2 separate regions of the Homo sapiens genome follow, and region 1 is linked to region 2. Evidence: chromatin loops called from intact Hi-C (ENCODE). Cell type or tissue: mammary epithelial cell. All regions are shown on one strand. Links, peaks and the distances in the headings refer to the core of each region. The heading gives the core; the rest is flanking DNA. Region 1 has its middle 9.1 kb from the start of MIR3927. Region 2 overlaps PTPN3 (protein tyrosine phosphatase non-receptor type 3).

Region 1 (8,336 bases), core at 45-8,044, 50 kb after region 2:
CAGGCAGGGAGGAGTTGACCAGCTACAGAAAGGGGAGAACATTCTTGGAAGAAGGTGAACAAGCATATACATTTAAGATCCATGGTGAGGGTGTAAGGGTGTGTGTAGGGGGATGGTGGGAAGTGGTAGAAAATGAGGTGGAAACTCAGGCATAGCCAGGTGTACACAGCTTGTATACTACAACCAGGAGTCTGGACTTGGTTCCAAGGGCACTGGGGAGCATTGAAGATTGTAAGAAGGGGAGTAACACATTTGTATTTTGCTTATTTAAAAGACCATCGGGCAACAATGATTGTGGAGAAGGCAAAGACTCTTGCTAGGTCATTGCACTAATAAAAGGGAACAATGAAGACCACCTGGCAGGCTGGTGGAAAACAAGAGAAGTGAAGGGATGGGAGAGGTAGACCTGGTTACTGAAGAATGGGAGAGCTCCCAGGTTTCTACTTAAACTACTGGGCAGATGGTGACACCATTCATTTAGGTTAGGGGACTTGCGAGGTGAGCAGGGATGGAATAGGGGTCCTCTTAGGCACATGTGGATAGGAGGGAACTGTGGGGCCTCCAAGCATATATTCCGTAGGCAGCTGAATACTCAGAACTCAGGAGACATAGGTATTCGGGTGTCATAGTGTGTAGATAGTGGTTGAAGCCATGGGTTTGATTTGTTACTTTGCCTGGCCATAGCTGGTGCTTGCAGAGGCACTGAAAAGTCATCCTCACATGTTGAGGATGATCTTTGGAGCCCCAGAAGAATCCCTAGATGGACCTAAGAGTTATCCTAGGAAATCCCAAGCAAGGACCATTTTTATTCACCTTTGTGTGGCCAGAACTCTCCACAGGGCTTGGAAGTTAATACATGCTCAGTTACATTGGATGAATGTGTTGAGGTTCTCTGATCCTTTGAGGTCCCCCAGGCCTGGGGAACCAACATCATCAGGTCCCAATACCTGGAGGTGATGCTATAAGTTCAAATTATGAATTAACCAAGTTAAGAATTATTGTAATTCTATACTTCCAGAGATCCTCTAACGGTACCCACTGCTATACCGTCCAAAGCGCCTGTTCAAGGTAGTGGTTATCAAAAATGAATGTGAATTAAAATCAGCTGGGGAAATGTCCTACAACTATGGATTCCCAAGCCTCATAGGTATTTGATTTAGGTCTAGTTTGGAGATAGGTATTTTGATTTAGTAGGTCTGGGTTGGAGCCCAGGAAGTCTGCTTTTGAAACAAGCTCCTGAAATAGTTCTGATGACCATGTGATGGAAACCATAATTTGGGGAAAGCCTCTGGTGCTGGCTGTTCTCCCTTGCCCATCCAGATGTGCTCTCTACTTCTAGTCACTCTGGCCTGTGCCTGCACAGCTGCCTTCTGTGGCCTGGACCATCTGGGCTTCTTTGGCCTCTGGCTGCCATTGGGTTCCATCAGTGGGAGACCCTAGCAGAAGCTGGGTAGGATGAGAGAGAGGGTGGACATTGAGTCTCCTGGCCACTCCCTGCAGGCTGTGGTTTGGCAATGACTGCATCCATGATGCCTGTCAAGCAGGTCCTCTCTCCTGGCTGCAGCTCTTGCCAAATCCTTCACCAGCTCCCTTTCTTTTCCCCTGCAGGCCTAGGGGTGGTTACGGCTTCCTGCAGTGGCTGGTCTCTGGGTGCTTCACTATGGTTTCCTTTAACCCTGCTCAGGTCTCTCTAAGTAATCCCTTCATTACATACTCTCCAGTTACCTCTTTGTTCCCTCTGCTCCTGCCAAGACAGGAAAACAAAAACATTGACTGGAAAGAGTCAAGAATTCTGGGCTCAGTTCAATTCAATTCAGCAAACATTTACTGAGTGAGGTCCTCTCAGCCAGGCTCTATGCCAGGAGCTGAGGTTACAGAAAAGAACTCAGACATGGCACCCACCTCCTGCAGAGTTCACAGCTTCATGGGATGCTAGAGGGCCCCTGGTGTGGCTGCACTGGAGGTGGAGTAGAGGCTGAGATTGTCATGCCTAGTCCAATTGGAGGCAGAGAGATGCAGAGAACCTTTGGCCATAGGATGCTCCCATTGGACAGGTGCTGATCAGGGTGACCCAGCCTCTAGGTGATCTGTGTGGTCTGGGTGCCTCCTGCCATCTCCCAATCACCGTAATTAAGGCTTCCTTCCTTCTAAAGCAGGTTTAATTCACCAGCCTGCCAAGACTCCCCTGCCTCCATCCAGAGGGGTGTTTGGGAGAAAAGAGGAACACTTGTTGGAGTAATGGGCTTGAGGGCCCTGAGGTTACAACTGAAGTAAAGCTCTGGCTGGTATGTGTCACAAACCTCCCATTCAGGGCTCATAATTCCACAAACCATCTCCATTGACTTTAAAGAAGGACATGATCTTGAGCAAGTTCCTTCTCTGCCCTGGGCCACAGTTTCCTCATTCCTCAAACAGGGCTGATAAGGTCAGTGCAGGGAGGCTGACCAGTGCTGTTCATCCAGAAGACTGAGAATAAGAAAAAGCATACTTTAAAGGAGTCTGGCAAACTCCTATTCATCCTTCAAAAGCCAACTGAACATTTTACTTCCTCCAGGAAGACTTCCTGGAGCCCCCTAACTTCTCCTTCTCTTGTATTCATCATAGTCTCCGGTAACATGACCACCAGCCTGCCTAGTCCACTTGACCTCTAGATTCCTCAAACATCTGTCTCTTTCTCTCCAGAACCCAGCACTGGGCCTAAGGCATATCAGGGCATCAGAAAATGTGTTATGAACTGAGTCAAAAGGAATTCTTCCTGCAACAGAAGAAGTAGTGCAGAGGGTTCACGTTACAACTTTCGACTTTACAGTGGTGTGAAAGCAATACACATTCAGCTGAACATCAATAAGAGATACCAATACTTCATTATAAAACAAGCTTTGTGTTAGATGATTTTGCCCAACCGTAGGCTAATGTAAGTGTTTCAAGCATGTTTAAGGGAGACAGGGCTAAGCTATGATGTTCAGTAGGTTAGGTGTATTAAATGTATTTTTGACTTAGTACGTTTTCAACTTATGATGGGTTCGCTGGGATGTAACTGCATCATAGGTCGAGGAGCATCAGTAGTAATACCAGTGACCTTATCAGCCTTGTTTGAAGAATGAGGAAACTGTGGCCCAGGGCAGAGAAGGAACTTCCTCAAGGTCACATAGCCTGTAAATGACATGGTAGCGTTGGGACTTGAAGCCAAACAAACTTGCTGACTGCAAGGGCTGGACTCCTCATGGTGCAGGGAGGCTGACCCGTGCAGGGAGGCTGACCAGTGCTGTTCAGCCAGGAGATTGAGAATAAGAGGACACTTTGATGGAGCAAGTGCTCCTTGCCAGGAACTGTTAAGAGCACATTTGCATCAACGCACTTAACCCTGACAGCCTTGTGAGGTATATGTGTGAACAATGCCCAGTTTGACAGATTAAGATCCAGAGCCTTGAGATGATTAAGAAATGCATCCAAGGGCACGCTGGCTCACGCCTGTAATCCCAGCACTTTGGGAGGCCGAGTTGGTAAGGTTCATGAGGTCAGGAGATCGAGACCATCCTGGCTAACACAGTGAAACCCTGTCTCTACTAAAAATACAAAAAATTAGCCAGGCGTGGTGGTGGGTGCCTGTAGTCGCAGCTACTCAGGAGGCTGAGGCAGGAGAAAGGCATGAACCCAGGAGGTGGAGCTTGCAGTGAGCCGAGATGGCGCCACTGCACTCCAGCCTGGGTGATACAGCGAGAGTCTGTCTCAAAAAAAAAAAAAAAGAAATGCCTCCAAGATCATACCAAGAAGAGGCAAAACTTACCTAGATTTATCTAGAGCCCATGCTCTGCGCCATTGCATTTTCCCCAGGGAACTTGACTCCAATTTCAGATTAGGAAGAAAGACAGCACACAGCTCAGTGTTGTACTGTACTGTATTTGTAAGAGATTTATAAACAGAAATGTGCCTCTACATCATGGCTCCCCTACCTCCCCAAATAAAAATAAAGAAAGAAAGAAATGGAAAGGAAAAAAGAATAGTGCTTCTAGGAGCATCCCGAAGTATATGAATTGAGAGTTTGGAAAATTGACAGCATGACAGAGTAAACTGCAGGCGCCTAGCGGAACATGCTTGCTGTGCTGGGGATCAGCTGTGTGATCCTTTCCTTCTCTGGGCTTCAACTGTTCCCTCATCTTTCTTTCAGAGCCTTCTTGACAGTGTTTCCTTTTGGATTGGCAAGTATGTGGGACAGTTTGTGTCAAGCACACAGTCTCTTTGCGCCCTCTACTGTTCAGTTATAGCACTGTCCGTGGCCTGGTTTGTTAAATTCACGTACGTTAAGGTAAGGGGATGGTGAGCCACAAAGTGCGTCCACAGAAGGCCACAATGTCACTAAGCAAAAGCCAGTCCTCTTCCATCCTAGCAAAGACTCGAAAGTCCTGTTGATCCTGCCCACACAATTTCAATTATTTTCTTAAGTGCTTTTTCCTGAGTGCACTTGCACACACGCCCTCTACACCCACACCCAGTACCACCTGTTATTAGAGTTATCACATTGTATGGGAATTGCCGGCTGACATGTCTTTTTAAGCACGAGGCCTGGCATTACTCACCTTGATAGTCTCTCTCTGCCCTGTAGGAGAGTGTGTGACATGTATACCCTCCACTCAAGTGTATGGAATGTAGAGAACAATGAATCAACAAAAAAAGAGATGGCAATCTGGAGAAAGGTTGGGGTAAAGAGTTGCAGCCAGAGGGGGATGTTCTGAATTCAAAACTTTTTTTAAGGCAGGGTTTCCCTCTGTCGCCCAGGCTGGAGTGCAGTGGTGGAATCATGGCTCACTGCAACCTCCACCTCCCAGGCTCAAGCAATCCTCCCACCTCAGCCTCCCAAGTAACTGGGACCACAGGTGCGCACCCCCACACCCAGCTAAGGTTTTGTATTTTTTGTAGAGATGAGGTATCACCATGTTGCCCAGGCTGGTTTCGAACTCCCGAACTTAGGTGATCCGCCCGCCTCAGCCTCCCAAAGTGCTAGGATTACAGGCATGAGCCACCACGCCTGGCCTTGAGTTTGGAACTATTGCATCCCAGTTTCAGTAAGGTTCCCTCTGCCTGCAACATGTCCCACTTCCTTTGCCCAACTTCACCTGCATCACACCTCTCATCCTTGGGGTGTCAGCTTAGGAATGATCCCTTTGGGAAGCCTTCTCTGATTCCCACTTGTCTGAGTGAGATCTGTTTTCTATTTGCTTCCTCACATCCTGAGGTTTTTCTACCAAAATACTTATCAAACTATATTCCAACTCTGATTTAGTTGTCTTTCCCACTAGACTTGAATTTCCACAAAAGCAAAGACGAGGTCTAGCTTGCTCATCCTGGTACTCCCAGTGCTTTCAAGGGTGCTTGTGTTCATCCTTTTATTTGTAGAATGACTATTATGTTAGAACTAATATGAATGGGCTAACAAATTCCAAGATGGAAATGAAAATCATAGAAGGGACTCAGGGAGCATCTAGTCTTATCCCTTCATTTTACAGATGAGGAAACTGAGGCTTAGAGAGGGTACCTCTCCTTAGAGAGGAAACCGAGGCTTAGAGAGGCTAGAGCCTGTCAGTGGCAGAGCTGGAATTAGCGAGTTATAATGGGGACTTTCTGGGCTTTATTTGCTGTCTGATTTGTCTAAGGAATAAAGGTGTCTTAGGTTCTTGTGACTCAAAGTGTGGACGGCAGACCATCAGCATTAACCGCACCTGGGAATATGTTAAACTCTCAGGACTTACCCTAGACCAGGAGGGCAGCTATCTAGGCTTCTAAATCATTACAGTTCCTTGCAGGAAAGCCATCTGGTCAAGTGGAAAAGAAATCCTAGCCAATGTCTTGTGGCATTAAGTGCAGGCTATAGACCAAAGGCCAAAAGTGTGGGCCCCTCACCTCTCAAAGTTCAGACAGTTTCGAAGTCCAGGGCCTGGCCTGATGGAGGATGATGGCCAAGATTCAGGTGAGCTGACTCAGTGAATAAAGAGGCCTCGAATAAAGAGGACCTCCTGGAAGCACGGCAAAAGCTGACTAGCACGCCTGATGCTGCACATTGTAGCATCCAACCTTGCAGCTATTACACTAAACAAATATTTTTATAAATGTATATTTATTTATACAAAGAATTCCACCCACACTGCTCAAGGTGGTGGTGAAAGTAATATACGCGTACCTGCTAGTGGCATTGTAAACTGCAGCCTGTTTGGAAAACACTACAACATGTAATAACAACTATAAAGTGATTTATCTCCTCAGACCAAGGAATGCCACTCATAGGAAACCATCCTAAGGAGATAATTCAACACAAGTGAAAAGCCACATGCATGAGATGTTTATTAAAGTTAAAAGTGGAAAATACTAAATCAAAAGGGAATGGTTGAGCAAATTATGACATGGTATCTTCATGAAGACCATTCAACTTTAATTATAATATAATTAATATGTCCCACTTCACCTGCTTGGGGTACAATAGTGATGAAGAACATGATCTGTGGGTTTTCAGTTCTGACTCTACCATTTACTGTGTTACCTTGGACAAGTTTACTTAGCTGTTCTATGCCTCAGTTTCCTTATCTGTAAAATGGGGATAATAGCAATACCTATTTTATAGGATTGTTGTGAGGATTAAATTATTTAATTACGTTCATTAAAGTGCCTGGAATAGTGCTTCTCTATAAATTTATATCTTTTTTTTTTTTTTTAATGAGATGGAGTCTCGCTTTGTCGCCCAGGCTGGTGTGCAGTGGTGCGATCTTGGCTCACAGCAACCTCCGCCTCAGGTTCAAGCGATTCTCCTGCCTCAGCCTCCCGAGTAGCTGGGACTACAGGCACGTGCCACCATGCCCGGCTTATTTTTTGTATTTTTAGCAGAGATGGGGTTTCACCATGTTAGCCAGGATGGTCTCCATCTCTTGACCTTGTGGTCCGCCTGCCTTGGCCTCCCAAAGTGCTGGGATTACAGGCATGAGCCACTGTGCCCAGCCTATATCATTTTTTTAAACAGTCAGATTAAATGGCTTGATAGTCGCATACCACCTGGTACAAGAATGCTTTTCTTTCGTCTTCAGAGTCTGACCTCCTAATAAGTTTCAGCCCTCCAGGCATATTTCCCAAGGACTCCTTTGAAGACTCAAGGAGAGAAAACAAGAGAATGTCTTCAACTGGGCTCTGCATTTCATTCTTTATGGCTCTTGTTGCTATGTTGTGTGGCCATTGAAACAGGTGACCTGGGGACCCTCTGGAATTCTCCTTTTCCAGAATTATGCTCAAATGTGGTAACTTCACCCCATACATGCCTAGACTCCCGGATCTTTAGAGCTTATATAAATGTGTACACACATGCACAGACAAACACACACATAGTGTATGCGGCCTTCTGCAAGTCTCTTCCTGAGGGTCCCTGAGTCCCAGTTGCTGAGCATGAATGAGATTCTTTCCTTCCTCTTTCAACCCCTTGGTCTGTTTGCAATGACCTCCCTGGGATGTCATTCCTTTCAGTGGATAACTACTTGGTCCAATGACAATAACAACTGCTGCTGGTCATGGTGGCTCACACCTGTAATCTCAGCACTTTGGGAGGCTGAGGTGGGAGGATTGCTAGAGCCCAGGAGTTCAAGACCAGCTTGGGTAACATAAAGAAACTCTTGTTTCTACAAAAAATAAAAATGTTAGCTGGGCCTGATGTGCACCTGTGGTCCCAGCTACTCAGGAGATGGAAATGGGAGGATCACTTGAGCCCAGGAGGTCAAGGCTACAGTGAGCTATGATCGTATCACTGCACACCAGCCTGGGAAACAGAGTGGGACCTTGTCTCAAAAAAAAACCAGCAGACAAACAAACCAACCCAGCTGCCATTCATTGAAAGCCTGAAGAGTGCCAGTTGTTTTGCTGCTGTGCCTTTACAAACATCCATCCTCAGAATGAACCTATGAAGGAGGTACTATTATTCCCATCTCACAGCTGGAGCCTCTGAAGTTCAGATACATTAAGGAGCTGGCTCAAGACTCACTACTCATGTGAAATGCCTGAGATTTTAACCCAGGTTTGTCTAACTCCAAAGCCCACACTCAGAATCATGAGCCTAAACTGCCTCCCTGTGTAGGGATATAAACAAGAAGTTTATAATAAATGGTAACTGCAAAAGTAAAAGCTAAGTCACATTGCCACAATGAATATAATTGTGTAAAAATATGTCTGCATGTGGACAAAGCCTTGAGAATATTTGCTGTGCAAGACTGATAGGATCGTTATGGATTCTTTTCCTTTTAAGTAATTTCCTTTTGTGATAGCTATATAGTTTTTTGATTTGGATTTTGTTTTGTTTTTGAGATGGA
Region 2 (8,336 bases), core at 176-8,175:
AGCTAAATTTTATAGTCTATATAACATAGACTATATAGCAGTACTGCAGTACAACAATACCGTATAGCAATACAACAGGATAGACAAATTTGACAGAGAAAAATGGGGGAGGGTCTAAGTAGAATGTAGCTAGCTACGGTAGTGTGCACCTGTAGTCCCAGCTACTCTGGAGGCCAAGGTGGGAGGACTGTTTGAGCCCAGGCATTAGAGCCCAGCCTGGGCAACACAGCAAGACTCTATCTCTTAAAAAATGAAAGCAAGCAAGAAAAGAAAGAAGGAATGCAGAGGGGAGGGGAGACAGATGTCCCATAGACCAGTGCTTCTCACACTGCAGTGTGCATACAGAGTGCTTGGGGATCTTGTTAAAATGCAGACTCTGATTCAAGTAGGTCTTGATAGGACCCAAGAGTCTGCATCTTGTCTCCCAGGTGATGACCAAGCTGCTGCTGCCAGGGTCCATTCTGGCAGACGCAAGTCACGGGTAATTGGAAAAGTAGCGCCTAATGTCAGGGCATGGCTAGAGAAAAGATTTGGGAGTCAGTACCAAGGAGTAGTAGGTGACTCAGCTCTTAGACGGATGTGGCCAAAGCAGATTGGAGGACTAAGAAACAAGCTTCAGGGAATGACAGGGGGCACCGGTTAGGTGTAGAAAGAGAAACCGCAATGATGAAAGCTGTGCAGAAAGTACATCCAGGAAGAGAAGCACTTGGTCTCATATCATTATATTTAAGGAGCTCCAAGCAAACCTCCCTTCTTCCTTAGATAAGGATAGAGAGTCTGAAATACTAATAAAAAAAAAACTTCCTGGGACCAGCAGTGCAAAGGAACTTATTCAGTCGCTTATAAAATTCCACCCACCCCACCACCTCCGCCTTGCCCTTTCCAATGAAAATGTCATCAGAAGCAGGGATGCATTTTCTGAGTAATACAAAAAGTTATCAAAAGACAACAAATGTGTTCCATAATGCTTTAACCACATTGACTTTAAAATGTCAATTTTATTTTTTAGTTCTTGTCTAAGAATCTCAGGTGGGTTACATTTTTTTTTTTCAAAAGACACAATAGAACCATTTCAAGTTGGTTTTAGTGGGAGGTGCACATCAGAATCACCTGAGGAGCTTTTAAAACCTGCCTGTCCCCGCACCCCCAGTGGTGATTCAGCATCCTCAGGTGTGGCGCAGGATCACATTCCCTTTGGGAGCCCTCAAAGTAACAGCCAGGAAGACGAGGACTAAAGGAGTGGGTTTCCAGGGAACCTCAGGGTGTGTTTTGGATGGATGGCCTTAGAATACAGGCTCTGCGGAATCTAAGCCATGCACTATGTGGATGAATTCACTGTGTGTGATAAGAGGTGGGCAGTTGTTCTGTGGAACAGCTAAAGCAGAGATAGTCACACAATGACCCCAGGCAGAAAAAAACTAAGATTTGAAACAGGTGCCTCCAAATGAAAGTCACATGGGCTGATGCTCCAATGGTGGACACTGATTTCCAGACTTCACCTGAGCAGCTCCTGCTCGTGCTGGCGTGGGTGCCGCTGGGACTTATTCATTTCACCGTGGTTAGCAATGATGCTGTCCAGCACAGTCACACAGCTAGCTGACAAAATAAAGCCCACCAGCAACCCAGGAGAGACAGACTTCCCTTTCTCACACCCATCTCTGATTGTTACATAAAGGGCTTGAAACCTAATGACAATGTCATAAATAGGTATTTTATGAAAGCTGCAGAAATCTTCCTACAATGGTTCCTAAAGCAAACCTTGGTAAGAATGAGCCTGATGTTGAATAACCCAATAATTGAGCCATGTGGTATTTTCAGATTGTCTTGAAATTACATCTTAAACAATCTGGTCGGGACAATGGATGCTGACTAACTGCCCTGTTTCCTGTACTACAGCAATTGGGGAACTCAGGGTTTCTATGGCTTCCTTTATAAGCCTCTTAATTCTAAACAAAGCCACAACCCAACCAGGAACATGCTGGCCTCTCTGACACAAATGATTACAGCTGCTGCTGATGCATTTTATAATATGGAAGCCAAGCTTGTTCTTTGCATGAGTTTAAAAATCCATTATAGCTTTAGAATGTTTTAAACAATAGCAAACGAAGCTCTATTGTGGATACAGTTTTTTTTTTTGTTTGTTTGTTTGTTTTTTTGAGACAGAGTCTTGCTCTGTCCCCCAGGCTGGAGTACAGTGGCGTGATCTCGGCTCACTGCAAGCTCCTCCTCCCGGGTTCACGCCATTCTCCTGCCTCAGCCTCCTGAGCAGGTGGGACTACAGGCGCCCGCCACCACGCCCGGCTAATTTTTTGTATTTTTAGTAGAGACAGGGTTTCACCATGTTAGCCAGGATGGTCTCGATCTCCTGACCTCGTGATCCGCCCACCTCGGCCTCCCAAAGTGCTGGGATTACAGGCGTGAGCCACCGCGCCCGGCTGTGAATACAGTTTTTAATCAAAGATTATACTTGGAAAATACAGCAAGAGGCAACACCTCACTTTGTAAACAGTAGGGGCACAATAAAGACCATGAGAGTTAGAGTTGCACATGGAAAGTGCCTAGCACATGTGGGACACATACCAGGCACTCAATGAAAGGCATTTTATTAACGTTAAACTTCTAATGCCATTGGGTGCTGTCTACAGATTCCAGATTTTGTAGGGCAATCCTGATTTCAAACGACTTACAGATATATGAATGTTCCATTTCTTAAAGTTTTATGTATCCACTTTAATAAAGACAGCTTGCTAGAGTTAAAAGATAGTTGTGATAGATATGTGATACATCTTTGAGCTGCTCTACAAACTCAGGGGAACCAGAAGCAGTAGCATGCTGGCACAAATTGCCACACCCTGGGCCCATGAGACACCAGAGCCCTGGGAGTCAGGGTTGGGTAACAGGGCTGCTACTAGGGCTCCTCCCTGGCTGCCCTGAAGCCTGAGACAACGAAAGGGTAATGCCGCCGCTTTATTTCCAAAGGGTCTGTCTACATTCGGATCTGGGAAACTGTTCTTTCGCAAGCCAATGAACCATAGACACAAAGAAGGGAGAGGAACACATGCAAATGACAGAGCAAACCCAACTCCACTATTATAATTTTAAATAAAGAGGCCGGCGCAGTGGCTCACGCCTGTATTCCCAGCACTTTGGGAGGCCCAGGTGGGCAGATCACCTGAGGTCAGGAGTGTGATACCAGCCTGGCCAACATGGTGAAACCCCGTCTCTACTAAAAATACAAAAATTAGCTGGGTGTGGTGGGGCACGCCTGTTATCTCAGCTACTTGGGAGGCTGAGTCAGGAAAATCGCTCGAACCCGGGAAGCAGAGATTGCAATGAGCCAAGATCGCGCCATTGCACTCCAGCCTGAGCGACAGAGTGAGACTCTTATCTCAAATAAATAAATGGCAAAGTATTCCATATTCTTATTTTTTAAAGTAAGGGACTTAGGCCTCTAATTGAAGAATATGAGTTCCGTTGAAAAAAAGGAGGAGAATAAGAAAACAGTCTTGATTTATAAATACCCAATTTGTAAGTAACCTGTATAAATGAATCATGGGTGGCTCACTACAGTAATCAACCTACATCAAGCTGGCCTAGCCCAATGCCACCACCTAGTGGCGATCAGAGGAAGACATGCCACCTCCTACGCTGGCATTCAAGGGAAACAGGGACAGCTCTGCTCTTTCTTGCTTATCACTTCCAGTTCAGCTTATTTCAAAAATCCTTTTTGCAGTATAGAAGCCCTTCTCCGTGGCGCAGTCCCCTTTTCCCAATTCTTCCCTATGAACTCAGGAAAGCGCCTTCTTCCCTCTACTTTTTTTTTTTCCTTTTAGCTATTTCTGAGCTCCAACAGATGACCGATCTAGAGAAGGGCATTTCTAGCATGGAAAAGTACATGTACTATCAGCCACCCTAGACAATGATTCATCAAATTAAGTGCACTTCTCGTCAAATGCCAATATTTAACGTATTGCAGACACATGCTTCATTCATTTAGCAGCTAATATAGTACCAGCGTTGTTCTCTCTCGTCACTGTAGACACACAGATGCTGGGTTGCATTATGTGGTATCGAGTTCTTTGTGGGGCCAACCATGGCCCCAACAAGCAACAATCACTCGCATTGCTCACGCCTTTAGGAAGACAGAAACCATGCTTTCCTACTGCTGTTGGTACCTCAAAGAGGACAGCTTCTCATTCCAGTCTGTTTTAAAGCCAGGCCTAACTGTTCCTTAAACTCCTCTGAAGTAAGTGGGGTATTCCCTTCTAAAGATAAAATTTACTAGTGAGACCATCATATCTACAAAAAAAAAAAAAAATTAGCTGCATGTGGTGGCACCTGTCTGTAGTCCTAGGTATTTGGGAGGCTGAGGTGGGAGAATCGCTTGAGCCCAGGAGGTCAAGGCTGCAGGGAGCTATGACCGCACCACTGCTCTGCAGCCTGGGCAACAGAGCGAGACCTCATCCAAAAAAAAAAAAAAATTTACAAACACTTGGGTGGGGATTTATTTATCATTTATTAAGCACTAAGATGAGCTCAAACTAAGAATGTCTGCTCACTGATCAAGATATTAAAAAAATAGTGACTGAAATGAGACTTTCTTTTTAACCAGTGACTTAAAACTAGCGTACACAAGAATCATCTGGGGACTTGTTAAAAATGCAGATTCTTGGTTACCATCCACAGAGATTTTGGTTCAGTAAGGGCCCAGGAAACTGCATTGTAAAACAAAAAATAATTTTCTGGACTTATAGAAAAGTTGCAAGAAAAACAAACTCCTGTGTAACCCTTTTGCCCTGGATTCAATTGTTAACATTTTGGTACATACGCATCTTTTTTTTTTTTTTTGAGATGGAGTCTCACTCTTGCCCAGGCTGGAGTGCAGTGGCGCAATCTCAGCTCACTGCAACCTCCGTCTCCTGGGCTGAAGCAATTCTTGTGCCTCAGCCTCCCGAGTAGCTGGGGCTACAGGCCTGTGCCACCACGCCCAACTAATTTTTGTATTTTTAGTAGAGACAGTGTTTCACCATGTTGGCCTAGGCTGGTCTTGAACTCCTGACCTCAGGTGATTTGCCTGCCTTGGCCTCCCAAAGTGCTGGGATTACAGGCGTGAGCCATCGTGCCCGGCCCACATACACTTTATTTCCCATGTCTCTCATCTGTATACACACACAGACACACCAGGCTTTTCTCTGAACCACTTGCTGCAGAGATCATGCCCCTTTATCTCGAAATATTTTAGCATGTATCTCCCCCTAATAAGGGCATTTCATAACCACAGTACAATTATCACACTGAAGAAATTTAACTGATAAGCACTTATCTAATATCCAGTCCATACTAAAATTTTGCAAATTGTTCCAAAGATGTCCTTTATTTATCTTCCCCGATCCACAATCCAAATCAGGATCATGCCTGGTTTTACTTGTCATATGGAAGGCACTTTTTTTTTTTTTAAAGAGACAGGGTACTCATTATGTTGCCCAGGCTGGCCTCAAACTCCTGGGCTCAAGCAATCCTCCTGCCTCAGGCATCCTAAGAAGCTGGGACTACAAATGTATACCAACGCACCCAGCTTGAAGTTGCATTTTAAATAAATACCCCCTGACCCTCATGGCAATGGTGCAGCTGGTCTGAGAGCCACACGGTGGAAAATCTTCCACCAGACAATCTTCAGAGTTCCTTTTGGTTCTGCCTGTCTATGCTTACAGCCAGGGTCTTTGTTAGGTGGGCATCCTTATGTCAGTTTTACTGTCTACATTACAAGTCACCTCCCAGAGCTAAATAGAGTTTCTGTAGCTTGGCAGCTGTCCCATCACTCGGTCTGGGAGAAGTGCTTCCTAAATCATTGTTGATGAAGTAACAGATTTTCCAGTCTATATGTCAGTGCTGGGATTAGTACTGTTGTCTAAATAGAGAAGAAAGCAACAGGAAAACTGCCATCATTCAAAAAGGACTGTATCACTTGATATTGCATAACCAGATGTCTTGGCTTGTTCACTCAAATGAGTTCACATCATTCACCAACACCAATGCTTAACAATTTGTCCAAATTATAAAAGGCCACACAATGCACACACCCTTCCTCAGAAACCCGTTGAGTCAACCAGCACTTTCTTAAAGCAGCAGCAATGAAACAAGATGCATACATTTTGTGCTATTTATCAGGCTTTGAAAATGTTCTTTTTAAAAATGTTATTTAATATTTTCTGTTTTCACCATCATTTTTATTTTTTTGCGAACGTTCTTAATGAAATTCAGCCCAACTAATTAAAAATTAGTCATTTCAGTTTTCATTTGTGAAATGCCCAAATATCTTAGAAAACACTTTCCTATACATTTCCCTTTATTAGTTTTAAAATAAGTACAGTTGATAACAAAATTACTGTACAACTGGTACCTGGAATTTAATCTTTTTCCTCATAACTCTATAATTTCATAAATTGATCAACACTACCTTCTGCCATTTTTAGCCTGCTTTCTTGGCTTTTAAATTTTCCAAAGTACAATACTACATAACAATACAAAGATAAATACACTAAATACACTAACTTATTTTTAAAATTAGGTTTTAATGTAAACATAATCGTGACTGAATACTTGCTAAACTAGAAAAACAAACGTCCTTATTCAGGGAGGAATACCTCATATGGCTAATTCAACGTTAAAGCCAAGAAACAAATTTATCCTGAACCTATATACTAAAACATTAATTTTTAAATAACATTTTTAAAGCATAAAGTCTGCTAATGAATAACACAGTTGACAATGCCAGTGCTGGTGAACAAAACTTTTTAAAAATTTGGGTATTTATGAATGTGTTAATACCTTTTATGAAAAAATGATTTATGAACATATTTAATACTCGAGTCTTCAGATTTTTCTCTAGCACAAGGGAGACACACTCACACAGGTCACTTTAATAATACAGCACAATACTCCGTCGAATCATCTTGCAGTTGTCAATCCTGATACTCCAAAAGTACAATTTTGGGATCAAATCATTTGTTCTACAGACCCTGTAATTTGTTCGGGGAGTGGCTCTCTGACTGAAGCCCCTGGGAAGCCCGGGTGGAGTCATTTGTAGGACCCGTTGTATTCAAACTGAGATCTGTAATTACTGGCCTTCTTTTCATACGACTTCAAAATGTCAAATAGTTTTCTTATTATGGAGTTGGGGTTTATTTATAGGTTTTATTTATAGGTTCGACACCATGACACTTGCAAAACTAACAAAATAAAAGTTATACTTGATCCTGGCAGGGTAAGAAGTAGTAGTTTTAAGCTCCCTGAAGGGCAAGATAAAGAATGCTGCGGGAGCCGCGGGCAGTTTCGGGAAAGAGGTAATGTTGCTATAAAGAGAAACCAATCTCTTAAGTGCCATGAGCTGGGTTTTCAGTGTTGTGATGAGAAGCTAGTAACTAAAACACAAAGTTTGCCTTGAAGCCGGCAGAAAACTCATGCTAAGTATATTAAATGAAGCCATTCAATTTAAAGAAAAACCTTTTTCTTGAAGTATCACAGAGAGAAAAAGTACAAATGCTAAATATAGTGCTCCCCAGGAGCCCAGCAGGAGCCCCTCATGTCCTCTTCCAGACACTCCCTTCCACAGGTGACCACTCTCTCCTGACTTACAACGCCATCCTCCTGAGTTTTTTAAAAATTAGATTGTGTTAGAAGTTCTTTTTTTTTTTTTTAAAGAGTTTTAGGAAATCTGATTATGATGCAGTGTCAAACAGCACACCCCCAAATTCCACAGGTCTCAACTTTCCCTGGGTTGCTTCTCGGTACCCATGTGGATGTCTTGGGTGGGTTGCAAAGAAATAAGATTTGGTTTTGCCCAGGTAGTCACTGAACAGTGACTGGTAACCTTTCCCCACTGCGCGCCACCTTGGTGAACCCAGACACTTAAGAGCCAGCAAACCTGCCTCCTGGGAGAAAAATAGGGCAAATGCCAGCCCATGGGGGGGTTTTAACCAAGTCATACTGAGGAAAATGACATCAGGACTTACCCCAGACAAGCTGTCCCCACGACAGCCTCCAAGCAACCTGCATCTGACTACGATTTCATGGGCTTGTCAATCTTGTTTACAATTACTTTTAGCCTCCTTGGTTGCTACTTTGGCAAAGGAGTTCCGCATCATTTACTCTCTCGATGTTCATTTACTCTGTGCCGTCTCTGCGCCAGGCCAGGGAGTGGGCAGTATCAAGTTCTAGGGGAGAGGAAGCCCCAGGGTGCTGGAGGAACACAAGGAGGGCTCTGGATCCACCAGGGTGGGGTGGGTGTCAGGACCGGTTCACAGAAATTTCATGGGGAGTCTTGCAGGATAAGGGGT

The links. Peaks named below come from ENCODE experiments on the same cell type or tissue, not always from the same donor. Only the 100,000 strongest peaks of a DNase experiment are listed, where the experiment ranks them.
Region 1: it touches region 2 in a loop (5-fold over the local background); 16 of 110 quality-filtered maps call a loop at or near these places.

Annotation. Positions count from the first base shown.
Region 1 is chr9:109,516,428-109,524,763 of GRCh38, forward strand. It overlaps a transcript of PTPN3 not described here. Among named protein-coding and RNA genes, the nearest start is that of MIR3927, 9.1 kb to the left of the region's middle. In mammary epithelial cell, for the core only: a CTCF peak has its summit at 4,251 (motif pointing left); DNase peaks (open chromatin) are centred at 4,264 and 4,564; H3K27ac peaks cover 315 bases.
Region 2 is chr9:109,466,229-109,474,564 of GRCh38, forward strand. All of the region lies in intron 1 of PTPN3 (protein tyrosine phosphatase non-receptor type 3), which reads right to left. Among named protein-coding and RNA genes, the nearest start is that of PTPN3, 28 kb to the right of the region's middle. In mammary epithelial cell, for the core only: a CTCF peak has its summit at 3,611 (motif pointing left); DNase peaks (open chromatin) are centred at 593, 1,903, 3,613, 6,033 and 1 weaker place; H3K27ac peaks cover 3,488 bases.